Linked DNA regions of Homo sapiens: all the other regions are linked to region 2. The links are chromatin loops, found by intact Hi-C in ENCODE. Cell type or tissue: B cell. All regions are shown on one strand. Links, peaks and the distances in the headings refer to the core of each region. The heading gives the core; the rest is flanking DNA. Region 1 overlaps LOC105371466 (a long non-coding RNA gene). Region 2 overlaps SLAMF1 (signaling lymphocytic activation molecule family member 1). Region 3 overlaps NCSTN (nicastrin). Region 4 overlaps SLAMF6 (SLAM family member 6).

Region 1 (7,882 bases), core at 1,952-6,951, 230 kb after region 2:
CTTGAGCCCAGGAGTTTGAGGCTGCAGTGAGCTAGGATAGGACCACTGCACTCCAGCCTGGACAACAGAGTGAGATACCATCTCTGAAAAAAAAGGGGGAATAAACACATTTTTATTTTACCTAAAATAAATTGCATTTAAATATATATATATAGCTTTAATTTTAAAAAGAATTAAAATAAATTTTAAATAGGCCCAGGATATGAACAGGAAATTCACAGAAGAAAAACAAATATCTAATAAGTACATGAAATTATCATCAACTTCAAATAATAGGAAAAATTCTAATTAAAGAAAAATTTGATATTTCCTTTTGCCCATCATACTGGCAAAAAAAAAAATGATGATATCCATTGTTATAAAGGGTAGGAGAAATGTAGACTCCTACATGTGGTTGGAAATAGCGTGGATTGATAAAGCCTTACTGGAGGGGAACTGGAAGTATCTATCAAAATGTAAAATGTACATTCTCTTTAATCCAGCAGTTTTATTTCTAGAAATCTACCTTCACAAAATGCTCATATAGGCCGGGCGCGGTGGCTCACACCTGTAAACCCAGCACTTTGGGAGGCTGAGGCCAGCAGATCACTTGAGGTCAGGAGTTCGAGACCAGCCTAGCCAACATGGTGAAACCAACGCCTCTACTAAAAATACAAAAATTAGCTGGGTGTTGTGGCACGCGCCTGTAATCCCAGCTACTCGGAAGACTGAGGCAGGAGAATGGCTTGAACCCAGGAAGCAGAGGTTGCACTGAGCCGAGATTGTGCCACTGCACTCCAGCCTGGGTTACAGAGTGAGACTCTGTCTCAAAAAAAAAAAAAAAAAATGCTCATATAAATGCACAAATATATGCATGAGATCATGTGCACTGCAGCATTGTTAATAATGAAAGATTGAAGCCATCAGCAGGAGGAAAGCTCAATGAATTATATACATATGTCCTATGCAGAAGTCTAAAAAGTGAAGATAGGGCCGGGTGTGGTGGCTCATGCCTGTAATCCCAGCACTTTGGGAGGCCAAGGTGGGTGAATTACTTGAGGTCAGGCATTTGAGACCAGCCTGGCCAACATAGTGAAACCCCACCTCTACTAAAAATATGAAAATTAGCCAGGCGTGATGTCGCACGCCTGTAATCCCAGCTACTCGGGAGGCTGAGGCACGAGAATTGCTTGAACCTGGGAGGCAGAGGTTGCAGTAAGCTGAGATTGGGCCACTGCACTCCAGCCTGAGTGACAGAGGGAGACTCTGTCTCAAAACAACAAACAAAGAAACAAACAAACAAAAAAAAGAAAACATGTTCAGAGATTTGAAGTAACTCACCCCAGGTCACACTGAAATCCATGTGCTAGCAGATAGATGATTTCAGTAAAGTTCAATGTGGTGAGTGCAATGATAGAGATATGCATAGAAAGACCAGGGAGCACACCAGGAGCCAAGCTGGGGCTATAGGAGAGACACACCAAGTTGGGGTACTTTTCTGAAGGCAAGGACATCTGCATTGTCTTGAAGGATGAATAGGACTCGTATAGGTGAAGTACAGGAGGAGGAACAACGGGAGCAAAGGAACGGCAGTCAGGAGTAACATGGACTGTGCCAGAGAGCTTTGAGTGCCTTCGAATTGTTAGAGCAAAAAGTACAAAGGACAGAATGGCCGATGGGGCTGGACAAACTGGCAGGAGCTGCACTGTGAAGGGACTTTCATACCATGTTGAAGAACTTGGGTTTTATCCTGGGGAAATAATGGGGAATCATTAAAAGGATAGTGTAGAAGTGTCCTGGTTCAGTTTGCATTTTGGGTAGCTAAGTCTGAGGGCAGCCTGAAGGGTGGACCTACGGGGAGGAAGCCGAAAGGCAGGGAGACTAGCTAGGCCACCGCAATAGTCCAGGTGAAGAAAAGCATTGGTAGAACTGGTAGAAAAACAGAAGTCATGTTTAGGAGGTAAAATGAATAGCTACTGATGATGGATTGGAGGTGAGACTAGAGGGAAAAACATGTAGCAATAGTCACGGCAACTGAATGTTGATGATACCATGTTTTGCCGTGGGGATACCAGGAGAGGAGGAGGGTTGAAGAGGGGAGAAGATAAGGTGGCCAGTTTGCAACATGTGGCGTTGGACATTCCTGGGAGATATCCTAGTAAAGAGGTACAACTTTTCAGCTACAAACCCAGAAAGCCAACTTCCTTCTGGGCAGCTCCACGGGAAGGCTCCTGGGGGGCTTTCATTCAGTTTGTCCTTATTACACCACCTTACTGCCACCATCTCCACCACAATTCTCCACAACGTTCCTCTTCCTACGTGTGCTACTTTGGAAAGTAGCACCACTGTACACCCAGGCTCCCAGGCCAGAAACCTGGGAGTTCTCCTCTAGCCTGCCACATTTAATGAATCACGACATCCTGTTGAATCTACCATTTAAATAGCTTCCTAAATCTGTCCTCCCTTCCCCATTCCTACTGCCGCTACCTAAATACAGACCCTCAGCTTCTTGCAGCTGACTTTGCGATAGCCTCCTAAAACTGTTCCCTGCACAGAGCTTACCTTTACGCAGCTATGATCAGAAATGTCCTAAAAGTGGCCAGGCGTGGTGGCTCTCACCTCTAATCCCAGCACTTTGGGAGGCCGAGGCAGGCAGATCATTTGAGGTCAGGAGATCGAGACCAGCCTGGCCCAACAGGGTGAAACCCCGTCTCTACTAAAGTACAAAAAATTAGTCGGGCGTGGTGGTGCCCGCCTGTGCTCCCAGCTACTTGAGAGGCTGAGGCAGGGGAATTGCTTGAACCCAGGAGACGGTGATTGCAGTGAGCCAAGATCACCCCACTGTACTTCAGCCTGGCGACAGAGCAAGACTCCATCTCAAAAAATAAATAAATAAAAAATTAGCCGGGTGTGTTGGTGCACACCTATAATCCCAGCTACTTAGGAGGCTGAGGCAGGAGAATGACTTGAACCCAGAGGCAGAGGTTACAGTGAACCGAGATTGCACCACTGCACTCCAGCCTGGGTGACAGAGCAAGACTCTCTCTTAAAAAAAAAAAAAAGAAAGAAAGAAAGAAAGAAAGAAAGAAATGTTCTGAAAGTGATATTTCTAAAGTGTACATCTGATGATAGTGTTTATCTACCCCACTAGAGAATGTTCATTGGTTTCCCATCACTGTGTGGCCAAGCACACACTCCCTATTATGCTTCTCCTGACCTGGCCCCTGCTTACCTCTCCAGACCATTCCGTCACTTTCCTGTCCCACCAGCCCCTTGCACTTAATGTCCCAACAATACCACACTGCTAATAGTGTGCTCTTGCTCACCAGAGCTTCTCAGGGTTCCATGCCTTCATACCTACAGTGCCTTTCCTTTGTAGGTGGGGTTCCCTGGGAAGTGGATTCCTGAACTCTGAGATCGTATACAGGAGAGTGCCAGCAGGAGAGTTCTTGAGAACACCTGTGAGGTGTGAGGGAAGCTGCAATAAGCCGAGAGAGAAACTGAAAAGCAATGCAATGGCAACAGAGGCTTCTGTCCATCCCATGGGGGCTCTCAAGCTGGGATAACTTTGTAACCCCACATCAACCAGTCATTGCCCTAGGGAAAGAGCAACACCTCAGGCAAGGCGGCTTTCTTCCTCCAAAGGCAATTCCTGGAGAGGGACTCAGCTGTGAGTCAACACTTCCACAGCTGGAGAAGTGAGTGGAGCACACCACAGAATTCACTGTACGTATCTCATGGTCTTCAAAACCCAGCTCAGAGTTTACCGGCTGCCTTCCTCACCAACACCCTCTCTCAGGTAATCACTCGCTTCCTTGCAGATGCCTCTCACTGTTGGGAAACTGATATGTTTACATGCCTGTCTCCCATACTCCCTCCCAAGTAGGTGGTGGGGAGGGCCTGATCCTGTATTTCAGAATCCAGAACAGTGCCCGGTATACATTGGCTATTCCATAAAGGCATGCTGCACTGAATAAATTGAAATCAACCAATGAAAGAGGTAGCTACAAGCTTATAAAAGAAGGAGGCTGGAGTTTAATGCTAGAAAGGATAAAAGGGACATAGACAGTAGAGATTCTCACTTGGGAACCACACTGGAGACCCTGCTTGGGAGGCCCAAGAGTCCCAGGTTAGAGCGAATCAAGGCTCTGAGCTTGGGATGTCCAAAGAGGGGCAGGAGCCAGAACAAAACCTGTAACCTATAAATAGCCATAGGTTATAGCTCATGGAGCTGGGAGACAAAGGTAAAACTTCAAGGGGAGAACGGGCTTCTAGGAAAGAGGAAATTCGACAGCTCCCTCTCCTTGCTCCATACCTGCCAGCTGTCACTCAGACTCCTATATTAAAAAGAGCACACACACAAAAAAGTACACAGATATACACGTGTTCAAAAACCACAGAATCAGGTAAGCACGCCCAGATACAGAACACACACATAACACAGACACACAATACATGAAACAGACACAGACCAGAAAAAAATCAATCTGAAAATTATAGGCCATAATATATGTAAATGAACCACCTATGAATTCTAAACTCTGTTTACCCCTAGTCAGCCTTCAAGCCTCCTTCACCTTCCAGAAATCTCTGACAAGTAGAGAATTCCAGATTGCAGAATTGCAATTCCTTCGTCCTTTGTCCCCAGTCAGGTCATTTCTTCTCTTTTTCAGGCTCTCAGCAGCTCCTAGCTAGGGATAGGGAAGAGGGAAAATGTTTCTGCTAGTAGCCAGCAGGGGACAGTGTTCAACAAGCAATAATCAAATCAGCCTTCAACTTGCTGAAGGGAGGGAATGGAGGACGAGGGAACCAGAAAAGGGTCCTCAGACCAACACATTGCTCTGATCACACCCTCGATCCATGTCTCCCTCTTTTTTTTCTGCTTCTTCAGCCCCCTTCTTCTCCTCAGCTGCAGTTTCTCCATCCTTAGTTTAGTAGATCTCATGGATTGTCTATTTGCTCAGAGAAGACTAAGCTCAGGAATTTCCCCCTCAGGGAGAGACATTCCCCTTAGCCTCTTGTCCCTTTCCATTCTGTCTTGGTTCCCAAGGTGGTCAGGACTTCGGAGTTTTCATCTGGACTCCTGACCAATGCTCAGGAACCCACATGAGGGGCTCAGTTCCAGGGCCACCTCTCAGGGGATGCTTGCATCCTGGTGCACAGCTGGTCTAGTAGAAGTGGGGTTGGGTGTCAGGCCCCTGCACTGCCCTTAGCCTGGTGCTTTGTAAAGTGCACAAACTGTATGACAGTACAGTTGACCCTGCTACTTACTGCCCCTGAGATAGCATCTGATGAGCGTTTCCGGTGTTGAACACTTTCACGATGATCTCATTTAATCCTCATCACACCCCGGTGGGTCTTGTTGTCTTTCCTGCTTTCCATATGAAAAAGCTGTTGCTCAGGGAGGGCATGCGGTTTGCTCACTGTGGCACAAAGGGGAAAGGTGGAGACAGAGCAGGGACACGGGACCTCTGGCTGCCGGGTGTGGGCTTTCTCCCCTCTAGCACAGTGTTGCTGCACTGCCACCACTGCCTCCCTTCTTCCACTCCCTCTCAGCCTTTCAGGCTCATCTCTGCTTGCTCCCTTCTCCTCCCTGCGCTGACATCCCAGCACTGTGAGCCTCTTTCTTCTGCCCATAATCCTCATCCAATGAGAGGTCAAAAGCTCAGGAAAGAACACAAGAAGAAAGCAGAAAGATAAAGGAACTGGGTGGTAGAAAGGGCTTTCCAGAAAGAGGAAGAAGCAAAGGCAAAGAAGACAGGGCCTGCACTGGGGGTGGAGAGGGAAGGGAGGTGGGTGGAATGAGGAAGCGGAGCACCCTCCACACTGTGCCCAGACTTGGGAAAGGGCACAGACAGGGCCTCCATTGTGTGGGCACAAAGAGGCCATATGCCTGGCAGCCTATGACAGTGTGTGTGTGTGCGCGTGTGTGTGTGTGTGTGTGTGAGAGAGAGAGAGAGAGAGAGAGAGAGAGAGATTTTAGGCAACCCCCACCCAGCCCCTGGGGCCTTGACTTCTGCTCTGTCACTGGTGATGGGTTTGCTGAGTTACAGGACAGGGCGTTGATGAAGACAGGACTGGAGGGTCAGGCACCTGTGGTCACTAGGACTGGAAGAGGGCATGGACAGCTGGGGGAGCTATGGCCATGCATGGGATACTTGGCAAGGGGAGTAAGGAAGCAGGGGTGAAGTGCAAGAGTCCCATTCTGGGGTCCTCCTAACTGCCCCTCCCCCACCCCACCACCCACGAGTTGGGTTTAGAGGGATGTGGAATGAGGGATGCAGAGCAGATCCTCTTCTAACAATCCCTTTTCCCCATCCTCCCTATCTGCTAGCCCCAAAGCTTTCACTTTCCCCTCAGCCCAGGGACTTCCATCTCCCTGCCCTCTCCCTCCTCCCCCAGTGCCTGGTCCCCTGCTCCCTCCTCTTCCCACTCTCCACCTCCTTCTCCTGTCCTTCCCAGAGTGAGAAGAGCAACAAGAGCGACAGCGGCAGCGAGGCCAATTGATTATCTGAAGAAATTCGGAGCTAGCAGTAGAACAGCTGCAGCTTCCCCCTCTCACCACCTCCAGGCCCTCAGGGATCCCTGAGGGGAGGGGCCCCCTAAGCCCTTCTGCTCTCCAGCCCAGGCAAAGAGACAAGAGAGGGAGGCAGGGAGCCCAGAGGACTGTGGCTGCTGAGCACAGAGAAGCACAAAGCTCTCAGGGCCAGGAATGGAAGACTTGGCTTCTAATCCCAGGCCATCATCATGGGTGAGTCACGTCACCTGTCTGGACAGTAGTTTACCTGCCTTTGAAATAAAGTTGTTGGATTCAGTGATTTCTGTGTTCCCGTCCAACTCTGGCCCTTTGGAGTCCTGAAGTTCTCCCTGATCTCAGTTCAGCCTTCCCTTTTGCCAGGCTCTGGGCAGAGCACATGTCATTTAACTCACATGGGAAGGGGAAGATGTCAAGTCCTCCTGTATGGAAGCTCCTCCCTAGGTCTAACTCAAGCCCTTCATGCTGCTTATGTCATTCTTTGTTCATCAAAGATGAAAACCCATAGCTGGGCATGGTGATTCATGCCTGTAATCCCAGTATTTTAGGAGGCCAAGGCAGCAGGATCACTTCAGGCCAGGAGTTAGAGACCAGTCTGACCAACATGGCGAAAACCCATCTCTACTAAAAACACAAAAATTAGCCGGGCATGACAGCGGGCGCCTGTAGTCCCAGCTACTCAGGAGGCTGAACCACGAGAATGGCTTGAATGGGGAGGTGGATGTTGCAGTGGGCCAAGATCCCGCCACTGCACTCCAGCCTGGGCAATAGAGCAAGACTCTGTCTCAAAAAGATAAAAAGAAAAAAGAAAATATTTCAGGGACTGAAAGTTGTCTCTGCATTTCCCTCCTGCTGTTTGCCTTCAGCCTTCTCGTATGACCTTAAGTTTGGAGAGGATCTTCTAATGAACCTAGCCAGTGTTCCATCTGAGGCAGCAATGTGCTCTATGATTTCTCTGCGTGTGGTTGACTCTCCAGCTTCTCTATTTGGAGTTCTCCTCTTGAGGCAGTCAGTGCCATTGCTGGACAGCTCCAGGTGTTGCAAAATTTTTCTTCAAATTAAAATCTGCTTTCTTCTAACTTCTACTCACGGGTTTTGTTCGGCCTACTGGGGCCCCACAGAATATCCATTTTTGATTCTTCTTTCAATATTTAAAGATGGGTGTCATATTACCCCCAAGTCTACTCTTATCAAGACACATATCCTCAGTTTTTCAACTATTTCTTCTATAAAGTGGTCTCCAGACCTTTTGGTTTCTTCGCCACACAACCCTAAATCCTCTCTAGTTTATCAATGCACCTATGAAAATATGGGGTCCAAAAGAGGGCTAACTGTCAGCCTGGGTCATTTTAGGGAGGCAGAGGGGAG
Region 2 (7,882 bases), core at 1,793-6,792:
CTTGGAAGGGAGCTGTGGCCCTTGTTGCAGGTGGAGAAGCAGTGTGGGAACCCAAGTGCTGTCCCAGCAAGGCCCTGTCTGTGACAGACCCTGCACAAGCCATGATCTCTAAGACCCTTTCCTTTTCCTCAGCAGTGCTGTTTTCATTTGCATTCTGTGAAGTGAGTATCCAGTCCCTCTACTCACAGACTTCTGCTTTGTCCCCAGGAAACAAATTCCATCACAGTCTATGCTAGTGTGACACTTCCAGAGAGCTGACACCAGAGACCAACAAAGGGACTTTCTGAAGGAAAATGGAAAAACCAAAATGAACACTGAACTTGGCCACAGGCCCCAAGTTTCCTCTGGCAGACATGCTGCACGTCTGTACCCTTCTCAGATCAACTCCCTGGTGATGTTTCTTCCACATACATCTGTGAAATGAACAAGGAAGTGAGGCTTCCCAAGAATTTAGCTTGCTGTGCAGTGGCTGCAGGCGCAGAACAGAGCGTTACTTGATAACAGCGTTCCATCTTTGTGTTGTAGCAGATGAAATGGACAGTAATGTGAGTTCAGACTTTGGGCATCTTGCTCTTGGCTGGAACTGGATAATAAAAATCAGACTGAAAGCCAGGACATCTGAGTACCTATCTCACACACTGGACCACCAGTCACAAAGTCTGGAAAAGTTTACATTTTGGCTATCTTTACTTTGTTCTGGGAGCTGATCATGATAACCTGCAGACCTGATCAAGCCTCTGTGCCTCAGTTTCTCTCTCAGGATAAAGAGTGAATAGAGGCTGAAGGGTGAATTTCTTATTATACATAAAACACTCTGATATTATTGTATAAAGGAAGCTAAGAATATTATTTTATTTGCAAAACCCAGAAGCTAAAAAGTCAATAAACAGAAAGAATGATTTTGAGATCTCTGAGTTTTGAACAGTGGACTGGAAACCATGTAAGAGCCTTAAAAGTACAGTTCTGTGCAAATGGCATTCAGTTTTAAAGAAAAACGTAGCAAATGTTTGATGGTGCTGTTACAAAGGAGCTTGGAATACTCAGAGGAACTTGTCCCATGGTGATTTTTCACTTCTCAAAATGATGTTTAAATCCCAGTTCTCTGTTGATTCCCTTGAACAACAAACCTGGAACCTCAGCTAAGACTCTCTGTGACCAGATTCTGAACCTCTTATATCCAGGGCTTCAAGGGGTATTGCAGGTCAAGGTCTTTCCTAGGCACTTTCTACTCCCTGCATACCTCTCCTCACACTAAATTTATCCTCTAGTAGAAAATTAAGTTATTTTGGTCTAACAGCTTCAAATCTTTGAATGCTCAATAACTTATTTTGCAAGCTGCAGGCAGAAAGAGACTTTTTAAGTAAAGTCCTTTGTTTTTTCCTATTCTCTGCTTTTAGACAGGCTGTCCTCAATTTAAGCCCTGCTTTTTCTTATTGTTTCTTATATAAACTTGGTAAGTACTGTAAGAAACAGCCACTATCATACCATTGCATAATAAGGAGCACCAACTTCCCAGCTCAAAACTCAGGTCCTTATTGCCTTGTATCTTACCTCCTCTATGAGGTCAATTCACATTGTAAGCCTGTTGCTTAGTGCATCTCGTTTCCTGGTACCAGCTTCTTTAATAGAGTTCTTAGTTGCAATCAACAGAAGCTGGCTTTGGCTTTTTTATGTAGAAAAGGAACCTATTGAAAAGATACTGATTGGTTCCAATAACTGCTAGAAGTTTCTGCAAAACCATGCTTTGAAAGTGAGCAGGAAAAGAAGAGACTAGGCTGTGGCTGGGAGCACAGCCAAAATTACAAAACCAGCCCAGGGATGATGATCCTGTTCATGCACAGCCACTGTCCCCAGCACTAGGCACAGACTCTACCACTGCCTCACTGTCTCTGCTGGACTTGGAAACTTGATATTACTGTTACTGCTGCACTGTCTGCCATGAAAATGAATTCTCCAGGGTCCCTTCTTCATCCTTTCATCTCTAGCTTATAATTCAAAGTCTGGGATTGAGTGGCCAATCCTAGGTCACATGTCCATGTCCTATCTCCAAGGGGGGCTGGGAATTGAATATCTGGCATTTTCCACTTTCACTTCTTATGAATTAAGGAATTCTACAAATAATAGAAGTGGGATTCAGGTGGTAGGCAGACAAAAAAGCCTCACAATTATCCACTACGCCACCCTTGTATAACCTTACCCTCATTCACTGTCTACTCTCAAAACTGTGGAGCTACTAATGAAGATTTGTAAACCCGGGCTTATGAGCACCCATTCCTTTACTACAACTCAGATTGCTCTAGAAGCTCAGTTCCCAGCACTTGGATTTTTCCAGTAGCTGAATTCTACCTGAAGGAAGGGCAGAAACAAAGGGTGAAGAAGAGGCTATCACTTCCAAGTATCCTGCACCCCTGGGCTCAAGACCTCACTGGGGAGGGAGTCTTTTGGGCCACCCACCAAACAGCACTGGCATTATGCCTCTCACCCTAGACCATGGTTACACGTGGTAAAACAACCCCTTCTGGTGATACATTCACAACTCTCTAGTTTCCCCCAAATGGCACTATGGGGAGCGGGAGCTTGCCTTTTCCTCAGACTTAAAACAATAAGTTTTCCCCGTGTTTCCCCTCTAATGCTGTTTTCTTTTGACCAAGCATGTCTGAATTCTAGAGAAGTCAGGAGGAACACACCCATTCTCGGTTTGAAGGGACTGATGTTCTGAAGTACAACTGGGCACAGTCCCAGGCTCTTCAGGACGCTTCCTCCATTCACACAGCGGGGATGTGATTGTTACAGCGGGTGGTGTGTGCTGGCTGAGAAGCCACTGTGAATTGATTCTTCTTCTGAAGTTTATGTTTCTACTTTTTGGAAATGAATAAATTACAGCCAGTCCATCAAGGAAATTGCAATTTTGTCTTGTGTTTCCTAAAGGATTTATAACACAGTAATATGGCATGATGTGTTTCCTGGCCTTATGTCTCCATGCCATAGTTATGAAATGCTGAAGGAGGCAGATTTGATCAGATAGGATGTGAGGTTGTCCCTTTCCTGGAGGTGGACAAGGGTTAGCTTGGCATCCCCTTCACCAAAGGTCAGGAACCACCCTCCACATGGAGAACTGTGTTGAAAGGATTGTTTAATTTTTGTCACTGCCAGAGTAATTCCCTTCCCTGAACTCTGCCAAATTCCCCTTGTGGACAAAATCTAGAGCAGGGTTTCTCAACTGCCACACTATTGACATTTGGGGCTGGATAATTTTTTTGTCATGGGGCTGTCCTGTGCACTGTAGGGTGTTTAACAGCATCCCTGGCCTCGGCCCACTGGGTGTATGGCACATGCCCTGTCCTTGATTGTGACAATCAAGTGTCTCCAAACACTACCAAATGTCCCCTGCTTGGCAAAATCTCCCCCAGTTGAGAACCACTGATCTAGAGATATGCTGGCCCCCTGGTGAGCTCTGAGAAAACTAAATACGCTTCTATATACCAAGAAGTAGATCTGTCAAAGGTGGCCACCTGGTCACTTAAGCATGGCCCAAACCTGCCAGTGACACCCAAGTTTACCTAAATATTAGAATTACCCGGGAAACTTTTTAAAAAATAATGATGACCAAATCTAACCTGAAACCAAAATGAGATCTGGGTTGAGATTTATAGAACTACTTATACCACAGAAAGGATTTCGTGATGAGTTTCACACACCAGCCACAAGAGGGTGATATAGCAACACAATCCACCCAACCTTAGCATCCCCACCACTTCCTTGTATCTAAAGGATGTGGACTTAGTCACAGACTGGATGAAACTGTGTCTGGTTTCTCAGCTCTTACAGGCTGAAAGGAGATAAGGAGGCTAATGTGGATTGATGAAAGGCTCTAAAAGGTTAAGTGTACTAAGTTTATTTCACAGAAGACTTCTAGTTCTACTCAATGCTTCACTCATTCAACAAAGTTATTAAGTTCCTACTAAGTGTTTGGCTTGTCATCCAGCAGGAGATACAAAGAACACAGGCAATTGAAGTATTATAACAGGTAGATCACTATGTGATCTACTGAGAACCATTGGAAAATAAAAGAAGATGCTATTAATAATTACCCTGGGGCAGGGGATGGCAGCTAGGAGGCAGGACTAACTTGCAACTCTCACTCAGATGTGTGGAGACTCACATCATGAACTTTTGTTCCAAGAACCGCTGCAGGAACATACCAGGAAAACTGAAAGAATTCACCAGCCCTTTGAAAGAAGTGGCTTGCCACTGCAAACTCTGTGAAATAGCTGAAAAACTGTGAGTGCCTAAAGTGTGAGAGGGGGAAAGTCTACCTCTGAACACACATCTTCACTGGGGAAACCTGAAAATCCAAATAACAGGAGAAGAATTTAACTTTACCTAGAGCTGAAATGAATTTAGAGAGCCAAGCAAAATACAAAAGTAGAAGAAGCAGTGGGAAGAGCCCTACAGGCACTCCTGGTCCCCCAGGAAGTCCAGGGAAGTCATTTCTGACTTTATCTCACAGGGTTCCTTGGGGAGGGCTGCCAGTGGGATTGGGGAAGGGCCACAGGGAGAAGGAAACTTCCAGCTGAACTTTGTAATAATTTTGACTGAGTACGAATTGTCCTGGTCAGGATCTGTGGAGATGAATAGAAAGTGCAGATATGAGCACAGAAGCCACAGCAGGCAGGGAGGGGTGAGGCCTGAAAGCCCTGCTTGCCTTCTCAGCAGAGAGGCTAGTATCCCAGGGCAACATCCCAGCCCTGCATACCAGAGGCTTGGATATAAATTTGGCTCTTTGGGGAGCATGGCAGGAGTGAGACTGGCCTTGCTGGCTGTGTGGGAGTGGGGAGAGGCCTGTCACCACTGGCTTTCCCCCACTTCCCTGGCTACCTGTACAAAGCAGCAGAGGCAGCCATAATCCCCCTGGGAACATAACTCCATTGGCCTGAGAACCACACCCCCATACCGCACAGTTGCCACAGCAAGCCCTGTCCAAGGATAGTCTGAGCTCAGACATGCTCAACTCTGCCCCCACCTGATGGTCTTTTTCTGCCAGCCCTGGTAGCTGAAGACAAAAGACATAATCTTGTGGGAGCCCTATGGCCCTCCCATCACCTGAGAAACCCAAATACTTATCCAGGTGACCTTAGGGCAAGCTTGTATTCCCCCGTACTGCTGCAGCTGATGCTCTCTTGAAATCGCCACCTTCTGGCTGGAGGCCAATCAAGTCAAGCCATTATAGCAACTCATAACAAAATAGCCCTGCTCCAAGGAAGGAGAAAACAACAGCTAATTCCACCACTTGTAACGTCCTGGCTAACCAGAGGTCCTGAGTCTGTCCATGTGACAACTTCACTGTTAGCATAACCAGCATTTGAGAAAACCTGTGCACTAAACAAAACTACAACCAAGGACTCTCACAGAATCCACTTCACTGCCCTGCTACCTTCACTGGAGTAGGTGCTCGTATCCGTGGTTGAGAGACCTGAAAATAGATCACAACACAGGACTCTTTGCAGACACTCCCCAGTACCAGCCTGGAGCCTGGTAGGTCCACTAGGTGGCTAGACCCAGAAAAGCAATAACAATCACTGCAGTTCAGCTCTTGGGAAGCCCCATCTGTAGGGGAAAGGGGAGAGCACCACATCAAAGGATCACCCTGTGGGACAAAAGAATCTGAACAGCAGCCCTTGAGTCCTAGACCTTTCCTCTGACATAATTGACCCAAATGAGAAAGAACCAGAAAAACAATTCTGGCAATATAATTAAACAAAGTTCTATCACACCACCAAAAGATCACACTAGCTCACCAGTAATGGATTCAAACCAAGAAGAAATCTCTGAATTGCCAGAAAAAGAATTCAGAAGGTTGATTATTAAGCTACTCAAGTAGGCACCAGAGAAAGGTGAAAACCAACTTAAAGAAATTTTTAAAATAATACAAGATATGGACAAAAACACTGTAAAGAAATAGATATTATAAATAAAAAACAATAAGAACTTCTGGAAATAAAAGACATGCTTAGAGAAATGCAAAATACACTGAAAAGTTTTAACAATAGAATGGAACAAGTAGAAGAAAGAACCTCAGAGCTCAAAGACAATGCTATTGAATTAATCCAATCTAACACAGACAAAGAAAAAAGTTTTTTTTAATGAACAAAGCCTCCAGCCAATTTGGGATTATGTTAAATGACCAAACCTAAGAATAATTTGTGTTCCTGAGGAACTCAAAGAACACCCAGGAAATTCATTGCAAAAAGATAATTACCTAAACACACAGGTTTAGGTAATCTAAACCATCAGGTTATCTAAAGTCAAGATGAAGGAATGAATCTTAAGAGCTGTGAGGCAAAAGCATCAGGTATCCTATAAAGGAAAACCTATAAGATTAACAGCAGATTCCTCAGCAGAAATCCTACAAGCTAGAAGGGATTGGGGTCCTATCTTTCATATCCTTAAACTAAGTAATTATCCTTACTTTAGCCTCCTTAAAAGAATAATTATCAGCCAAGAATTTTGTATCTGGCAAAACTAAGCTTCATATATGAAGGGAAGATAAAGTCTTTTTCAGACAAGCAAATGCTGAATGTATCACTACCAAGAGAATTTGCCACTACAAAGTCAGCACTATAAGAACTGCTAAAAGGAATTCTAAATCTTGAAACAAAACCTCAAAATACACCAAAATAGAACCTTCTTAAAACATAAATCTCACAGGACCTATGAAACAATAACACAATGAAAAAAAAAACCAAGCAATTCAGGCAACAACTAGCACAATGAATAGAATAGTACCTCATATCTCAATACTGACATTAAAAGTAAATGGCCTAAATGCTCCACTTACAAGATCCAGAGTGTCAGAATGAATAAGAATTCACCAACCAAGTATCTGCTGTCTTTAAGAGACTTGCCTAACACATAAGGACTAACATAAACTTAAGGTAAAGGGGTGGAAAAATATATTGCATTCAAATGGACACAAAACTGAGCAGGAGTAACTATTCTTATATCAGACCAAACAGACTTTAAAGCAAGAATAGTTTTAAAAGACAAAGAGGGACAATCCATAACAATAAAAGGACTAGTCCAGCAGGAAAATATTACAATCCTAAATATATATGCATCTAACACTGGAGTTCCCAAATTTATAAGACAATCACTGCTAGATGTAAGAAATGAAATAGGAACACAATAATAGTGGGGGGCTTCAATACTGCACTGACAGAACTAGAAAGCATCAAGACAGAAAATAAAGAAACTATACCCTAGAATAAATGGACTTAACAAATACTTACAGCACATTCTACTCAACAACAACAAATATTTACAGCACATTCTACTCAACAGCTGTGAAATATATATTCTACTCATCAGAACATGGAACACAGGCCAAAAATCAAGTCTCGATAAATTTAAGAAAATCAAAGTTATATCAAGTACTCTGTCAGACCACAGTGGAATAAAATTGGAAATCAACTCCAAAAGGAACCCTCAAAACTATGCAAATATATGGAAATTAAATAATCTGCTCCTGAATGATCTTTACATCAGCAATGGAATCAAGATAGAAATTTAAAAGTTCTTTGAAATGAACGATAATAGTGACACAACCTATCAAAACTTCTGGGATACAGCAAAAGCAGTGCAAAGAGAAAAGTTCATAGGATTAAATGCCTACATCAAAAAATCTGAAGGAGTACAAATAGACAATCTAAGGTCACATCTCAAGGAACTAGAGAAGCCTGAACAAACCAAACCCAAACCCAGCAAAAGAAAAGAAACAACCAAGATGAGAGCAGAACTAAATGACATTCAAACAAACAAAAAACAATACCAAAGATAAATGAAACGAAAACCTGGTCCATTGACAAGAGAAAGAAAATGGATA
Region 3 (7,882 bases), core at 1,310-6,309, 250 kb after region 2:
GCTCGGTACATTAGACTGACTCATCCCAGCTGTGCCAGATGGGGAATGCCAGCCGGGAGTTGAAGCTGTGAAAGAGTTCTGGGATCCACAGGGGCTCTCCAGAATGAACACCTACTCAAACTATCTGTGAAGAAAGGCCTCCTGGCCGGGTGCAGTGGCTCACGCCTATAATCCCAGCACTTTGGGAGGCCAAGAAAGGTGGATCACCTGAGGTCAGGAGTTTAAGACTAGCCTGACCAACATGGTGAAACCCATCTCTACTAAAAATAAAAAAAAATTAGCTGGGTGTGGTGACACATGCCTGTAATCCCAGCTACTCGAAAGGCTGAGGCAGGAGAACTGCTTAAACCCAAGGGACGGAGGTTGCAGTAAGCTGAGATTGTGCCATTGCACTCCAGCTTGAGCAACAAGAATGAAACTCCATCTCAAAAAAAAGGCCTCCTAAGGGAACATGCTGGCTGACCAGGGACAGATTTGCAGTAGGCTTTTGCTACAAATGTGGGGCAAATGGGAGATGGAAAGGGCTATATGACACAAGAAAGCAGAGAAAGAAGTCAAACAGATCCCTGCCACCTATGCCCCTGCCCCATCTCACCTCAAGCTCTTTGCTGGCGATGAGAAATATCCGGGCACGGATATCTTTCCAGCGGCTCTCAGTCCATGTAGAGTATTCAGTAGAGCTCCACTGACTCAGTTCAAAGGCAGGAGACAAGGCCCTGGCTAATCGTGCAGTAGAACGCACACACCGGGGGAGTCGGTCCGTCTCATTAGAATGCAAAGGGCCCTGGACCCATGAGTACTCATACAGCTGCACAGAAGATGCGCCACAACACACGGCTAGGGTGATCCTCTTCTCACTCGTTCCCTCTACCCTCTATCAGTGCCATGCTCTAACCAATTGAGCTAACTGGCTGCTGTCCCTTTACCCTTCAGATGGTCCATTTTCACCCAGGCTTTTCAACACCCAATTGCTGAGGACTGCATCTCTCCACCTCTCCATCCCAATCCCCTGGGTCTAACTAGGTCTAGAAGAACCTCCAACTTTCCCAAGGGAAAGGGGCCCCAGGGCACTTCCAACACCCACCACCACTCACATCCTTGTTTTCACTTGGGACTTTACTTGGATCCTGGCACTGCTCTCGGGTGAGGTTGACCACTGTGCCAGTCAAATTTGCCAAGGCATACTGTACAACATAAGTGGTGTTGGTGGGGCTGGAGACAGCGATGTAATGTTGAAGAGGCCCGTCACCTGAGTGCAGACCAAAGGGAAGGGAAGATTTGGTGGGTGGATGGTGGGTGAAATAGGAAAAGCCCAAGATTGGCAGCAGCCAGAAAGAAGGGCAATGGAAAAGGATCCATCAAATATGAGAAGAAAGAAAGGAAAACAGGGGGTAAGAAAAACAGAGAGGAAAAAGAAAAAAAATAATAAAGGTTAAACCAAAAGACTTTTTCTCTATCCCTTTCCTCAGCTAAGGGTCCCATTCCCACACCAGATGCTTACCCAAGTAGGACCTTAGGTCCTGCCTGAGGATAGACTGGAACCATGAGTTGTTGGCTTTAATCAGGAACCCATAGAGCAGGCGGGTAACCTAGGATTGGAACAGTAAAGAGAGAAAACCCTGTGACTTGAAGGGAGCCCAGGGAAAGAATTATCAGTGGAGACCCAGTCATGGGGCAGGAACCAGACTGGCCAGATAGACTGGAGTTGGGAGACAGTAGCTGGCTCATAAGATGCAGATGAGGCCCACCCAAGAGCTCTCTGGGGCATGAGGCATTCTCACCGGCATCAACAGTCATGTGGAATTCCAAGGTTTGGGACACTAGGGCAAGGGAGGATAGGGACAGCTTGCTGTGTAAATAGAAAGAAGGAGCTAGGGCCCATCTGCTTACCGTTTGGGGATCAGCCTGAACTGTGTCGCTGAAGTTGGTTCCTCCTGCAAGCTCATACAGAGCACGTCCCAGCACCGTGGCCACATCTGCCAGGGCCTGTGGTAGGTGAGGAGGGGGCTGAATGGCCCACCTCTCCTATCCTCAAATGCTAGCATCTTCACTGTGTGCCCCAGGCTCCCACCCAGCCTGGCTCAGTGCTACCTTGGCAGTGTCTGTTACAAAGTTCAGGTCCTCTTCAGGGCTCAGCCATTCGGGATAGCTCACATTAATGTTCTCAGCAGTGTCGTAAATACTCTGGTAATATCTGCCAGGAAAGCCGGCATGAGCCTTGGCTACATTTAGCCAGGGCTCTGCCCCTTTCCTCCCTCAAATGCTCCTTATGCAGGGACTCAGTATCTCATTTTCAGCATCAGAAGAAAGGGGTGAGAGACAATCAGGATCCCATATTGCAGAAGGTGTGGAGAACAGGGAGGTAGGAGTGAGGGTGAGGTGGTTAGTGAAAATTAAAGACTTTCCTGACAGACAAGGTAGAAAAGCTGAATGAGCTCAGATCTTTAAACAAAGGAGAGACTCTTCTACATCATTTGGGCTGGAGATATGGGGGATGGCTAAGATGATTTTCAGAGAACTCTGCCATGTATCATGAGATCAGTTGTATAACTGTTCCAATGAACATTTATATTTAGGGTAGCTGGGAGCAGGAGGTGATTAGCAGGTCTTAGGATCAGGTCTGCTCACTGATATATAAGAATACACTGATAAAATCACCATGATGATCCTTATGGAGCCCCAAGGAGATAGATCTTAAAAGAGAGGCTGAGCTCCACAGTCTTTACCATCAGTAAATCCCTGTCCCACACAAAGTCAAGTCAGCTACATAATCAAATCCAAAATGTGTTCAAATGATGAATCTTCACTTGCCCCAAAGTGGTACAAGGATAGCTTTAGAGAAGACAGCTGACCCTAAGTGCTAGGACGGTCACTCCCCTAAATGAATGAGAAGGTGCTACTTGGCTGGGGTCAGAAATAGAGCTCAAGCATTTTCACTACGAAACTCATTTGGCCCTCGGGAAGCTTGGCAATCCAGCCTGAGTAAGAAGTCCCCTGTTATCCAAGGCCTCAAGTTAGGAGCAGTTAAAGGGTAACCCAGAGTTACCCTTTGTATCTCTGGAGCCCCATCAGCTATAGGAGGCACTTTTACCCTCGCACTGAACCATGGCCATCTACCACATGGCAAGAACATGGTACATTTCACAGAGTATGAATACTGTTTCTGGCACCTCTGGGTGAGTTCCAGAGAAGGACTGCTTTCTGTCTTCTAGCCAAAGGGCCCCCACCATCCTTCCCATGCTTGTGTTTGAGATGATGCCCTCTGCTGGCAACCCTGAGGAACTCAGGACCCTGGAGAGCTAGGGAGCAGTGGAACCATAACCAAGGATTGTTGACAGTAAAGGGCTAAGGGTGAGGATGAGTTTCTAAGATGAATATCCAGTCAAACAAATAAGGGTTTCAGTTCAGATGTGAAAACGCCACTGAGCAAAGAATACAGATGGACCTGAAGTTCTGGAGGGGGTAGTGTGGGAAAGCGGAGGGCAGTGACCTTCCTCCCAGACTGCAGAATAGACTCTCTTCAAGAATGAAGAGGGTGCAGGGCCAAGTGATTCTTACTTGTTATGGAAGGCACCAGAGTGGTCAGCCAGAACAACGCCAGAGATGTTTCGAGCTCGAAGAAATCGCTGCAGGGAAGATGGTGGGAGAGGCTGGGACTGATTTGGCCTCCTGAGGATGACAGCAGGGACACCAGCACCACTCTTCTCCAATGTGGCCAGGAGATCCTCCACCTGGGGGGTACGAGGGAGATTAACTGATGGGAGGCTGGGGGATGGGAAGCAGGAGGTCTCTTTTAGGCCTGAAATGCTCTATACTTCAAGTTCCCTGCTTGGGGAGCTACCCTATCTCTAGTAGACCTTTATCCCTCAAGCCTTTTGGGACCAAGGCTCTCTGAATTTCCTGTAGCTTCCACCATTCTTTTTAGAGTTAGAAAATTGGGGCATAAAGAAGAGACCTTTTTTTTCATATTTATAAGTAAATTCTACTGTCTTCAAGACTCTGCTTTATCCTCAGTGGATGCTTCACTTATTATTTATTGTGCAGAATTGAAGGGAGCAAATAATAATAGAAAACTGCGTGCTGAATGCCAAACAGATAACCAATTCTTTAAATGCTACAGGAGTCCAGAGCAGGGATGATGCTGAAGGCTGGAATTGCAGAAAGAGGACCACCTGGAAAAAAGCAGGCCTAAAGGTGGACCTAGAGGGAAGGGAAGGTTTTGAACAAGCAATGAGGAAAGTGGAGGACAAGTTGGGCAGCGAGTGTGACACAGCCAGGACTTGGGTAGAGCAGCCTTGACAATTGGATCCATGGGGCAGCAAGGCAAGAAGGGAGCTAGTCACTCACCTATCCTTAATGGGCAGTGGTAGTCTGCTAGGCAACAAATGATCAGAGAACTACCCAGTCCAGGGAACCAATGGAATGTCACTGAGTTCCTGATTCTTCCCAGCAGCAACAACAGCTGTGGTGTTCATCCTTTGGCCAACACCCAATCCAATCCTGTCTCTTACCCTGTCTCACAGGCCCTGGGGGTTGGTGGAAACAGGGCAGGGGTTGGGGTCTGGATTCTGAGCTGTAGGAATAGGAAATGAGGGGAGATGCTCAGGTTACCTGGTTCCGTACAGACTCATTTTTCTGAGAAACAGGATCTGTGTGCATCCAAAGCTCTAATGAAGTTCTTAAGGCCACCTGGGGGGAGGATGAAGAAACAACACTTAGAATCAGTCTCCTGTTCTGGGCCATGCCTAGGGGATAGAAGTCAAGGGAAGAGGCGGTGGTTCCTGCAGTTAAGACCGCAGAACAACAAAGGAGGAAGATTTAATTAAAAAGGAAGGGGCTGGGGGACATGCCACATACCTGTCCCAGCTCCACAAATGAGTCAACATTCTCTAACTGCACGGGAAACTTGCCCTTCTCCATATCGTAGACCATCCTCGAGCTGCCAATGTAGTCAAAAGTTTCCTGAGAGATGGAGGTAGGTGGGAGGGGGAACAGAGATTCCAAAGGGTTAGGAGAGCCTCGAAGGCGGCCAGATCATCAAAGCTGTAGGTAAGACGACTATCTCAGGTCACCTCAACTGCTAGTCAGCTTACAGTCATGTGACTTTCGGCTTCTCTTGGCCCCACCTCCCAGCTGTGACTATCCCTCATATGTATTACAAGACTTCTGAAGCCCAGAAATGGGGAAAGTAGCCTTAGTAAAGGTCTAAGATGAACATCAGCTATTATGTGTCTGATTCTTAACGGTCCCCCACCTCCAGTGACTCAGCCACAGATGCTGTTCCCTTATTCTGCTGTGGTCCTAGTGATGAGAGTCAGGAGCCTAACGGCTCCTGGATGGAGATAGCAGTAAAGGAGTCCAGAGAATAAAAGTAAAAGGCCGCCTCCAATATATCTTATCAGTGGGGGAAAGAGGGGGCTGGTTACATACCAATTCAGGGTGTAAAAGCTTCCTAAAAAGAAGGAATCTAAGCTTCCTAAAATGGAGGAATCTAAAGGGGAGACACATGTAGACACATCCAGAAGCTCTGTGCTGGTTAACAACTTAGGTCAAGTGCTGAGGTCTTCTCCAACCAGTAGCCACTCTCATCTTTACTATCCTCTTTCTTCCCTGCCATTGCACCCCAGCCAAAGAGCCCTTACCCCTTGAAAGAAGACAAACATGACATTGCGGGGCAGGGTGGTCACATCAGGTGCCTTTTGCAAAGCTTCAGCAGCAGCCAGCTGGGTGACAAAGGAAGCCACTGCGCTTTCAGCCCCTGGGGCCACATTCCAGAAAAAGGAACGACTATCCAGCTAGGTACAACAGAAGAAAAGTCAGGGGATATATACTTTAAAACTGGCCCCAAACCTCCTTTCTTGCTCCAGTCAAGAGAATATACCTGTCCTGTGGCAATGGAGACAACCCAGGAGTCCCACAGCCCAGATTCCTCCCCATTTGAGGCTTCCCAATTTAGCAACTTTGAAATCTGATATGCTAGAGCGGGGCCTACCAGCTCTTTTTGTGCCAGCCCTGCCCATCCTGATCAGAAGCCAACACTCACCCGGGTGGCAGCAACCACAACCCTGTCGTCAGGCTTTAATGTCCCAGTTGTATTTATAGGCTTTAGCATGCTCCACACATTGTAATCAGACAGGGGGTCACAGACGATTTCTAAGCAGGACACAAACAATGAGAGATCAACAAGGCTAAAGGAGAAGGTAGCTATAAAGGCAACATTGGAAATCTCTGACCAGTGCCCCACGGACTCTAAGTCGTTTTCTCTACTTCCAACAGTCCGAGGTTGGCTTCTCTGCCACTATCCACTTTAGGAACAAGCTGCCTAAATTTTTCAGAATTGTTTCTAGTTCTCCCATGCAGAGCTCCTTCATGGTGTCTACTCCTTCCCTATTACAGTCTCTCTAACATTCCCTGGCCTGGTTCCACTCTCCCTCTGCCCCTTATTCCATTACCCTCATGGTTCGGATCTGCCCTACCTGGGTTGATGCTGAAGGTGCTTTGGATGGAGCTGCGCCGCATGCAGGTGGCAGTGCTGATGACAGCATGCATGTGTGAAAAGAGCTGCATGGCACATAGTGGGAAGGTTGGTGCTGAGCCATTCTGACTCAGGTTGTGATCTTGATAGCACTGAAAGGGGAGATGGACCCCACTGAGACAGCTAGTTTGTGGAGGCCCTCCCTTACATCCCAGAAGGAGGAGGGCCCAGTTCCATCCTTTTGGGATGGAGCCACACCCTTTTCGGAGACATTTATCCCTGAGCTATAGTTATCCTAGAACCACCATAGGATCTATAAGGTCAAAGAAAAAAACTCATCAAGAGTTACAAAGGGTTGCAGACTCAGTGGTTTAGCTGGAGATGAAACTATCCCATTCCAGATGGCCTGGCCCAATTTGAAGCTTCAGCCACTGAAAAGATTCAGTGTGGTCTGATACAAAGAGCACCAAACTAGAGATAGGAAATCAGATATGACACAGCTTGGAGATCAACTCACCATACAACTTTGGACAAATCTCTTAACTACTCTATGAGTCAAAATGGAAATACTAGACCAGAATTAAGGCATATTAGAGCTAAAAAGAAGCTCAGAAATTACCAAATTGAATTTCTCAATCTCTAATCCAATGCTTTTTTTTTTAACGATACTAGTGGTTCTTAACCTGGGCTGTGTACCTTGTTTCATATTACTCTTTCAGATATTCTTTATATTTTCTTCTAGTCTAAAAGGCTTTAATGCTGTAATATCAGGTAGGAGCAAAATGTGGGGAAAGAATGTGAGAAGAACTAACGTCTTGGTTCTTTTTGGAGCAACCGTCTTTCAGCAGGTGTACCAGAAGAATGAGCCACCCTCCAAATAGGAGAGCCTATAAAATAATCCTTTTTTTTTTTTTTTTTTTGTGACACAGGGCCTTGCTCTGTCACCCAGGCTGGAGTGCAATGGTGCCATCTCAGCTCACTGAAACCTCTGCCTCCCGGCCTCAAGTGATCCTCCTGTCTCAGCCTCCCGGGTGGCTGGGACTACGTGCACACACCACCACACCTGGCTAGAAAAATAATCTTCTTTCTAACTGGAATTGCTAGGAGCTGGCAGTGTCATTACCTGCTTGATGACTTTGGTTTCATTTTCATCTTCAAGAAGAAAGATGGGGAAACTAAAGTCTTCATAAGCCAAACCATTGCCCAGCGAATTCCACTGTATTTCTCTGCAGTGAGCAAACTCTGGCCCATAGGAATTGGAGTAAACACCTGAAGGGAAGGATGGGGAATAGGGGGACTGGTTACTGGGACACCAAGTACTTAGGAACCAGGTGACGGCAGAAGAATCTTTCAGTTGGGACTAAGAGTTCAAAAGGAGGTGGTGACTCAAAGAAGTAGGCATGAAGT
Region 4 (7,882 bases), core at 1,506-6,505, 120 kb after region 2:
TTGCTTGCTTTCTCACCTTATTCACTTCTTCCTTCCCCACTTCTTTGGTTCTCAGCATTTTCCTTTCTGTCTTGCTGACCTTCTACATCTGAGTCTCTTTCTCACTATTGGAGCCAGCTTTAGATACAATAGGAACCAGGATCCCCATAGATTCAAATTCCCCAAGGAAGTGATGCTTCCATCTTCCACCCCAATTAGGTAATTCTGATAGCAGAGGAAACAGGACTCTTCCACCTGGTCTCTTGGCTTCTCACATCACTGAGTTGCCCTCAGAGTTCTTGGCTTGGTCTCCAAATTGTCTTTACACAGGGGCAGAGTGCAAGGACTAGAAGGGAACCCAGGGATAAACTGGAGACCAGAAATATAAAATAACCACCCCAAAACTACCCAGCTAGTTGATGGAAACCTCAGTCTCTCCCTTCCCACTTCTTCTGCTGACTATCCTGCCCCATACTGATGTCCCGCATCATTTGGTCATCCCAGACCTTGCTACCATCAATTAGGCAATATAAGCAGAGTCATTTACAGAGTCTACAGACCATAACACACAGCAAAGGTGAAATACAAAACATTGAGGTGAAGGATATTTTTCACAGGGGGTTGAGCCAAGACATTTGTCCTTAATCTGGATCTTTTTTTTTTCTGCAAACAGGACAACTGAGGAACATACAAGTTACCAATCACAGTCAGCTATTTCAGAATATGACCTGTGAGCTCCATCTGACTTGCTCTGTGGAGGATGCAGATGACAATGTCTCATTCAGATGGGAGGCCTTGGGAAACACACTTTCAAGTCAGCCAAACCTCACTGTCTCCTGGGACCCCAGGATTTCCAGTGAACAGGACTACACCTGCATAGCAGAGAATGCTGTCAGTAATTTATCCTTCTCTGTCTCTGCCCAGAAGCTTTGCGAAGGTAACAGCCTGCCTCAGGTCTGAGAGCCTTGAGCAGCTATGGGGTTTAACGCGTCCTCACATCCTACGTAATTTCCAATACAGTGGCCCAGTGGGAGGCAGAAAATGCTGCTGGGAGGGGACAGATGCCCTCTGGAGCTCTGCATCTCTCAGTACTCCCAGAGGACTCTCCTTCCTTCCTCTCCATTCCCCAACCCCTCGTCCAACCTACTCAGAACCCAAAATCAAAGGCCTGGGAATGTAGGATTGCTTTCTCTCCCTAACTCCACTGGGCCCCACCCTCCCCTGCCTGCCACATAGGACTCCCACCCCAGAGCCTCCGGCTATAGACAAACTTACCTAGTCCCCAAAGATGGCCTAGAAGAGGCTCCACGGAGGCTCCAAGAACAGTGGGCCTCACTTGATGTGTCTCAAATGTCATTTCTTTTTTCTCTTTTCAGATGTTAAAATTCAATATACAGATACCAAAATGATTCTGTTTATGGTTTCTGGGATATGCATAGTCTTCGGTTTCATCATACTGCTGTTACTTGTTTTGAGGAAAAGAAGAGGCAGGTTTCCTTTCTTCCTACTTGTCTCTTCTCCAAGGTTCCAGTGATTGAGAGTTTGGGGCCTCTGATTCCCAAGGATCTCTTGTGGAAGACAGGAGGAGGGAGGGAGGCTGCAAACCCTGGCTCAGCTAGTCCACTGAGATAATCCCTGGGTGTGATCTTGCACCTGCTAATATCCTGAGAGAAATGTCCTACTGGGAAAAGTGGGACCCTGTCTCAGGGCTGCTTGCCCTTCCTTTTGGGTCCCCTCCCACCACATCCCAACACTCACGGGGTTAGGGGTGAAATGCCTCTCCCACTGCTGTCACACATTTCAATTTTCTGGTTTTATTTTTCAGATTCCCTATCTTTGTCTACTCAGCGAACACAGGGCCCCGGTGAGCATTCAGACTCTTAACTCTCCATCATAAAGCAGATGGGAAGAGCCAAATGGAAGAGAGAGGGGGATGGCAGAGGGCTGGATAATGACAGAGGAAGGAGTCAGAATGTCATTACTCAGACCACATGCTGTGAGGGGAGATGATCTGTAATCATGGGTCCTACATGGTTCACAGGCATAGGCATGTGAACCAGTCACTCACACAGTTTCTCTTGGTGATATCAGGTTCATTCACCACCCTGCTGATGGAGAAACTAAGTCCCAGTGAAAGGGATCATCCCTTGTCACCCAGCAAGTCCAGGGCACAGGCAGGATTAGAGCATCCAAGGCACAAAACCAAACTGTCTGACTGCATCATTACTGTTCAGCCAGGGTCTGGGCAATGGATAGACACAGTGGAAAGAGAAAACATGATATAGAAACACAAACACAGGCTCTGGACTCAGATTGGCTTTGGGTCTCATTTCATGCATGAGTGATGCATGACATCACTTGCAGAGGAAAAGGCATAAGGTTTGAAGTCAGAAGACGTGCATTTGAGTTGCTGTTTCATCACTGTCTGTATGGCTTTGCACAAGTCAGTTAAGTTTTCTGAGCCTCCAGTTCCTCATCTCCAAAATAATCAAATCCGCTGTAGAGACCTCTGAAAAGCTTAATAATATCCCAAATGTGAAATAACTGGCTCCATTATGTTTGCCAATGAGGTGTCTTTAGCCCTTCCATAGGCAGGGCTATTTGGTCCCAGGAGCTTCCTGACCCACATGTGAAGCCTGAGGGAGACTCTGAAGCTTTAGGGGACCTCAACACCACCTTCTACCCCAAGAGATGTGGTCAGAAATAGACCACATGACTGAGAAGGTTCACCCAGAGCTCCAAAGACTGTCAAGAACGAATGATCCCTCAGGAAAGGAGATGCTTCAAACACCTGCCTATCTGGGGACACAGTGTGCTCTGGGGAGGGAGAAGTCCTGGGAGAGAAGTCCCAGAGTCCTTGTGCCATTGACTGTGCCTTCCTATGTTAACAGCAGAGTCCGCAAGGAACCTAGAGTATGTTTCAGTGTCTCCAACGAACAACACTGTGTATGCTTCAGTCACTCATTCAAACAGGGTGAGTCTTTTCAGCTTTATATGCCATTGTTGTCAGTTTTACAGCCATTGTTCACAAACTTGTCACCATAACCATCTGACTGAACAAATGACCACTGAGGGGAGGAGAAGACAGCCACAGCGACAGGGGCTGCAAAGTTATGCGCTAGACCACTCTGGTGTCTGCCTTTCTCACCCTTAAGGGAATGTTTATTCATACCCTGCCTTACACAGTTCTCCAACCGCTTGATGCATCAGTAAGTCTTGTCCCTTCAGCTTAATTACAAGCTGACTGAAAGTACAAATTATGTCTTCCTCTCTCTTGCCCTATATCCTAGCATAATGATCAGTAAATACTTGCTGAATGGGTCAGAGTTCCACTAAGTTTGAAAGTTTCCTATGGACGTAGTTCCATAGCAGGTGGCTGACTTCTCACTCTGCATGTAGGGGTCTTAGGGGAGTTCAGAAGTAGTCTCTCAAGAGGGGAAGGGGGCACAGTAGAGGCCACTAAACCATGAGCAATGGTTCACCCCTCCCCTCTCATCTAGCAGCATAACAGGATGGCTGGTCAAGCATCAGCAACTCATCTGTCATGTATCAGCAACTCCCCACCACCCCTAAATAAAGGACCTGCAGGTGGCACATCTCTAAATAATACCATACATTTTGAGAGGCCAGTTTTCTGAAAAATAAGCCAGGAAAGCTTAGCATTTTCAAAATGATGTAAGCAATGATCTAGCTAGAAATCTTGGATTCCCTTCACCTATATTTGCAAAGTATGATCCTTGATGACAGGAAGCAAGAAGGGGTACTCTCACTTGCTCAGACATTTCTTTTGCCTTTGCAAATTCCTCCTGAAAACAAGTCAACTCACACTCTGACAAATCAAAAAACTAATTTCCCACAAATTGGTTAGCTTTCTCTTTAGCAAAAAGAAAAAAAAAATGTGCTTTGGAGAGTTTGAGGTTTTTTTGTTTTTTGTTGGTTTGTTTTTTGTTTTTTGGTTTTTTTTTTTTTTTGAGACAGAGTGTCACTCTGTCACCAAGGGCTGAGTGCAGTAGCACAATCACAGCTCACTGCAGCCTCAACCTCCTCATGCTCAGGTGATCCTTTTACCTTGGCCTCCCAAGTAGCTGCGACTACAGGCGAGCACCATCACATCAGGATAATTTTTCTACTTTTTGTAGAGACGGGGTTTCACCATGTTGCCCAGGCTGGTCTCAAACTTCTGCGCTCAAGTGATCCGCCTGCCTCGTCCTCCCAAAGTGTTGGGTTTACAGGCATGAGCCACTGTGCCCAGTAGAGATCTTGATAATTCTCTAAATACTTCTTCATTAATTTAAAGTGTCAAAATCTTTGAGTAGGTTCTTTGAGGGCCGTAGGGACTTCTGCTATTATTTCTGTAATGTGCATTCCAGGCAGAGCCATTCTTAAGGCCAAGTGTTCCTATTCTACCAATTCCCCATGCTTGAGAAGACCCCAATGACATGATGACAAGGCAGTTAGAATTATAGCAAAAGATGGAGCAGGCAAAATGGGTAGTTTCAGTCATAGCTAGTAAAAATTTGAGACAAAACATATAATAAACTATCTGGTATATAAGTTTTTTCTTAAAAATGGAGGAAGGAAAGTAGAGCTGGACAAAGGACAAGAATACTTCCTTCCCTTCATACAGCAAGGCTGCCTTTCTCTGGCTCTTGAGCCCATTGGTTTGCTGCAGTGTTGCTGTTCTGTTTGGGGCTCAGGAAATGCCACTAAATCCTCACAAGTTTGATAGCTAGTCGTGCTTGGTCTTCCACTGAACATTCCCCAGCCTTCCTCTGGAAGAACTTTGACATATTCTCTTTTTTGTCACACAGTCTTTCCTAAGAATATATCTATGCATTAATCTCTTTGTCTCTGTGTAAGCCAAATTGGTATGATTCTTTTTACAGGAAACAGAAATCTGGACACCTAGAGAAAATGATACTATCACAATTTACTCCACAATTAATCATTCCAAAGAGGTAAGCCCACGATTGCTCCATGTTTTTATATTCTTACCTCTCTCCACAGACCTATGATTTTTCAAATAAAGTAAAAATAAAAGGGTCATTTTACAGATGCACAAACAGCAGCAGCATGCGGAAAGTCTCAGGACATCACCAAAACATAATCAAGAAGTTATTTTGTATTAGGATCACCATGCATAACTGAGTTTTCAATTACATGTTTTTAAATTTAATCCTGCCCTATGCTATCAATATCTCTATTATCTGCCTCTCTGTAGTCTCCAGTCCTCTCTCTGTAGTTATGAGGGGTGGGCTGAGGTTCCAGTTCCAATTAACCTACCTCATCTTCCTCTTTTTCCCACAGAGTAAACCCACTTTTTCCAGGGCAACTGCCCTTGACAATGTCGTGTAAGTTGCTGAAAGGCCTCAGAGGAATTCGGGAATGACACGTCTTCTGATCCCATGAGACAGAACAAAGAACAGGAAGCTTGGTTCCTGTTGTTCCTGGCAACAGAATTTGAATATCTAGGATAGGATGATCACCTCCAGTCCTTCGGACTTAAACCTGCCTACCTGAGTCAAACACCTAAGGATAACATCATTTCCAGCATGTGGTTCAAATAATATTTTCCAATCCACTTCAGGCCAAAACATGCTAAAGATAACACACCAGCACATTGACTCTCTCTTTGATAACTAAGCAAATGGAATTATGGTTGACAGAGAGTTTATGATCCAGAAGACAACCACTTCTCTCCTTTTAGAAAGCAGCAGGATTGACTTATTGAGAAATAATGCAGTGTGTTGGTTACATGTGTAGTCTCTGGAGTTGGATGGGCCCATCCTGATACAAGTTGAGCATCCCTTGTCTGAAATGCTTGGGATTAGAAATGTTTCAGATTTCAATTTTTTTTCAGATTTTGGAATATTTGCATTATATTTAGCGGTTGAGTATCCAAATCCAAAAATCCAAAATTCAAAATGCTCCAATAAGCATTTCCCTTGAGTTTCATTGATGTCGATGCAGTGCTCAAAATCTCAGATTTTGGAGCATTTTGGATATTGGATTTTTGGATTTGGGATGCTCAACTTGTACAATGTTTATTAGACACATCTCCTGGGACATACTGCCTAACCTTTTGGAGCCTTAGTCTCCCAGACTGAAAAAGGAAGAGGATGGTATTACATCAGCTCCATTGTTTGAGCCAAGAATCTAAGTCATCCCTGACTCCAGTGTCTTTGTCACCAGGCCCTTTGGACTCTACCTCAGAAATATTTCTTGGACCTTCCACTTCTCCTCCAACTCCTTGACCACCATCCTGTATCCAACCATCACCACCTCTAACCTGAATCCTACCTTAAGATCAGAACAGTTGTCCTCACTTTTGTTCTTGTCCCTCTCCAACCCACTCTCCACAAGATGGCCAGAGTAATGTTTTTAATATAAATTGGATCCTTCAGTTTCCTGCTTAAAACCCTGCAGGTTTCCCAATGCACTCAGAAAGAAATCCAGTTTCCATGGCCCTGGATGGTCTGGCCCACCTCCAGCCTCAGCTAGCATTACCCTTCTGACACTCTCTATGTAGCCTCCCTGATCTTCTTTCAGCTCCTCTATTAAAGGAAAAGTTCTTTATGTTAATTATTTACATCTTCCTGCAGGCCCTTCCTCTGCCTGCTGGGGTCCTCCTATTCTTTAGGTTTAATTTTAAATATGTCACCTCCTAAGAGAAACCTTCCCAGACCACTCTTTCTAAAATGAATCTTCTAGGCTGGGCATGGTGGCTCACACCTGTAATCCCTGTACTTTGGGAGGCCAAGGGGGGAGATCACTTGAGGTCAGGAGTTCAAGACCAGCCTGGCCAACTTGGTGAAACCCCGTCTTTACTAAAAATACAAAAAAATTAGCCAGGCGTGGTGGTGCACCCCTAAAATCCCAGCTACTTGAGAGACTGAGGCAGGAGAATCGCTTGAACCCAGGAGGTGGAGGTTCCAGTGAGCCAAAATCATGCCAATGTATTCCAGTCTGGGTGACAGAGTGAGACTCTGTCTCAAAAAATAAATAAATAAAATAAAATGAAATAGATCTTATTATTCTGTTACACCTTCTATGTCATTTATCATATCATTAAATATTTATTTTTACTTTTTTAACATCTATTTCTCCCACTATACCCTAAGCTCTTCAGAAACAGAGACAATAACTGTTTTGTTTATCACCGTAACCCTAGCACCTAACACAGTATCTAGCATATAGCAAGTGTTCAAAAAAATTTTTTAATAAATAAATGAATATGTAATGGGGTTTTGTGAAAATGAAATAAGACAATACACCTGGAGTCCTTAGCATAGCTCTCAGCCACATAAAGGAGCTCAATAAATGTCAGTCAGCATTGTTGGTATAATTACTGATACAATTAGTATAAATTAATAATAGTAAAAATTAATTATTACTGAATTACACAGAATCATCTCACAAACCTTCAGCACAACAAGACGTGACAGAGATCAGCTCTCAAGACCACAGGATTCAAAGGGAAGGGGTTGGAGAGTTGGAATGGGGAAAAACTGAAATAATGGCTGAAAAGAATAGAAAAAAACAAAGCTCATCAAAGTTAATTAATCTCAAATACCAGCCATCAATTACAGTATTAGTCAGTGGAGTAGGACAAGATAGGGAAGCTTAATCAAGAAGAAGGAAGAGTTTCCAAGGAATAGGTTCTGGGTTCATGGAGACTTCAAAGAAAAGAGTAAAAAGAGGGTTACTGCCATGTTCGTGCAACATGACCTGAAGCTCAGGAAATCTCACTGGGCAGGTAAGAGAGTGCTTTCCTTTCAAGGGGACCCAAAAAAAAAAAAAAAAAAAAAAAAAAAAAAATATATATATATATATATATATATATATATATAAAGCTTTTTTTGTGTGTGTGGAAACTTTGAAGAATTCCAAGGTTCTTCAGAGA

What was found. A loop is a pair of places that touch in the nucleus more often than their neighbours do. Peaks named below come from ENCODE experiments on the same cell type or tissue, not always from the same donor. Only the 100,000 strongest peaks of a DNase experiment are listed, where the experiment ranks them.
Region 1: it touches region 2 in a loop (11-fold over the local background); 5 of 110 quality-filtered maps call a loop at or near these places.
Region 3: it touches region 2 in a loop (15-fold over the local background); 13 of 110 quality-filtered maps call a loop at or near these places.
Region 4: it touches region 2 in a loop (2.3-fold over the local background); 13 of 110 quality-filtered maps call a loop at or near these places.

The regions. Positions count from the first base shown.
Region 1 is chr1:160,373,537-160,381,418 of GRCh38, reverse strand. It overlaps LOC105371466 (a long non-coding RNA gene), which reads left to right. Exons shown (of 4, transcript XR_007066686.1): 4 at 3,359-4,004. Among named protein-coding and RNA genes, the nearest start is that of NHLH1, 10 kb to the right of the region's middle. RefSeq lists an enhancer at 5,208-5,257. In B cell, for the core only: CTCF peaks have their summits at 4,512 and 4,712 (motif pointing right); DNase peaks (open chromatin) are centred at 4,718, 5,208 and 5,778; H3K4me3 peaks cover 447 bases; H3K27ac peaks cover 455 bases.
Region 2 is chr1:160,603,124-160,611,005 of GRCh38, reverse strand. It overlaps SLAMF1 (signaling lymphocytic activation molecule family member 1), which reads left to right. Exons shown (of 7, transcript NM_003037.5): 7 at 208-2,900. The coding sequence ends at 258. Among named protein-coding and RNA genes, the nearest start is that of CD84, 28 kb to the right of the region's middle. In B cell, for the core only: CTCF peaks have their summits at 3,488 and 3,697 (motif pointing right); a DNase peak (open chromatin) is centred at 3,735; H3K27ac peaks cover 2,143 bases.
Region 3 is chr1:160,349,967-160,357,848 of GRCh38, reverse strand. NCSTN (nicastrin) reads right to left here. Exons shown (of 17, transcript NM_015331.3): 5 at 7,599-7,744; 6 at 6,477-6,627; 7 at 6,044-6,153; 8 at 5,643-5,795; 9 at 4,858-4,962; 10 at 4,612-4,689; 11 at 3,559-3,731; 12 at 2,092-2,194; 13 at 1,891-1,986; 14 at 1,502-1,589; 15 at 1,095-1,249; 16 at 596-808. Among named protein-coding and RNA genes, the nearest start is that of NCSTN, 11 kb to the right of the region's middle. In B cell, for the core only: a CTCF peak has its summit at 3,279 (motif pointing left); a DNase peak (open chromatin) is centred at 3,258.
Region 4 is chr1:160,484,159-160,492,040 of GRCh38, reverse strand. SLAMF6 (SLAM family member 6) reads left to right here. Exons shown (of 8, transcript NM_001184714.2): 3 at 653-916; 4 at 1,356-1,466; 5 at 1,805-1,843; 6 at 2,871-2,953; 7 at 4,866-4,937; 8 at 5,287-7,005. The coding sequence ends at 5,334. Among named protein-coding and RNA genes, the nearest start is that of SLAMF6, 35 kb to the left of the region's middle. RefSeq lists enhancers at 464-1,663, 2,402-2,461, 2,572-2,701. In B cell, for the core only: no CTCF peak of the experiment used is centred there; DNase peaks (open chromatin) are centred at 2,330 and 3,500; H3K4me3 peaks cover 1,168 bases; H3K27ac peaks cover 5,000 bases.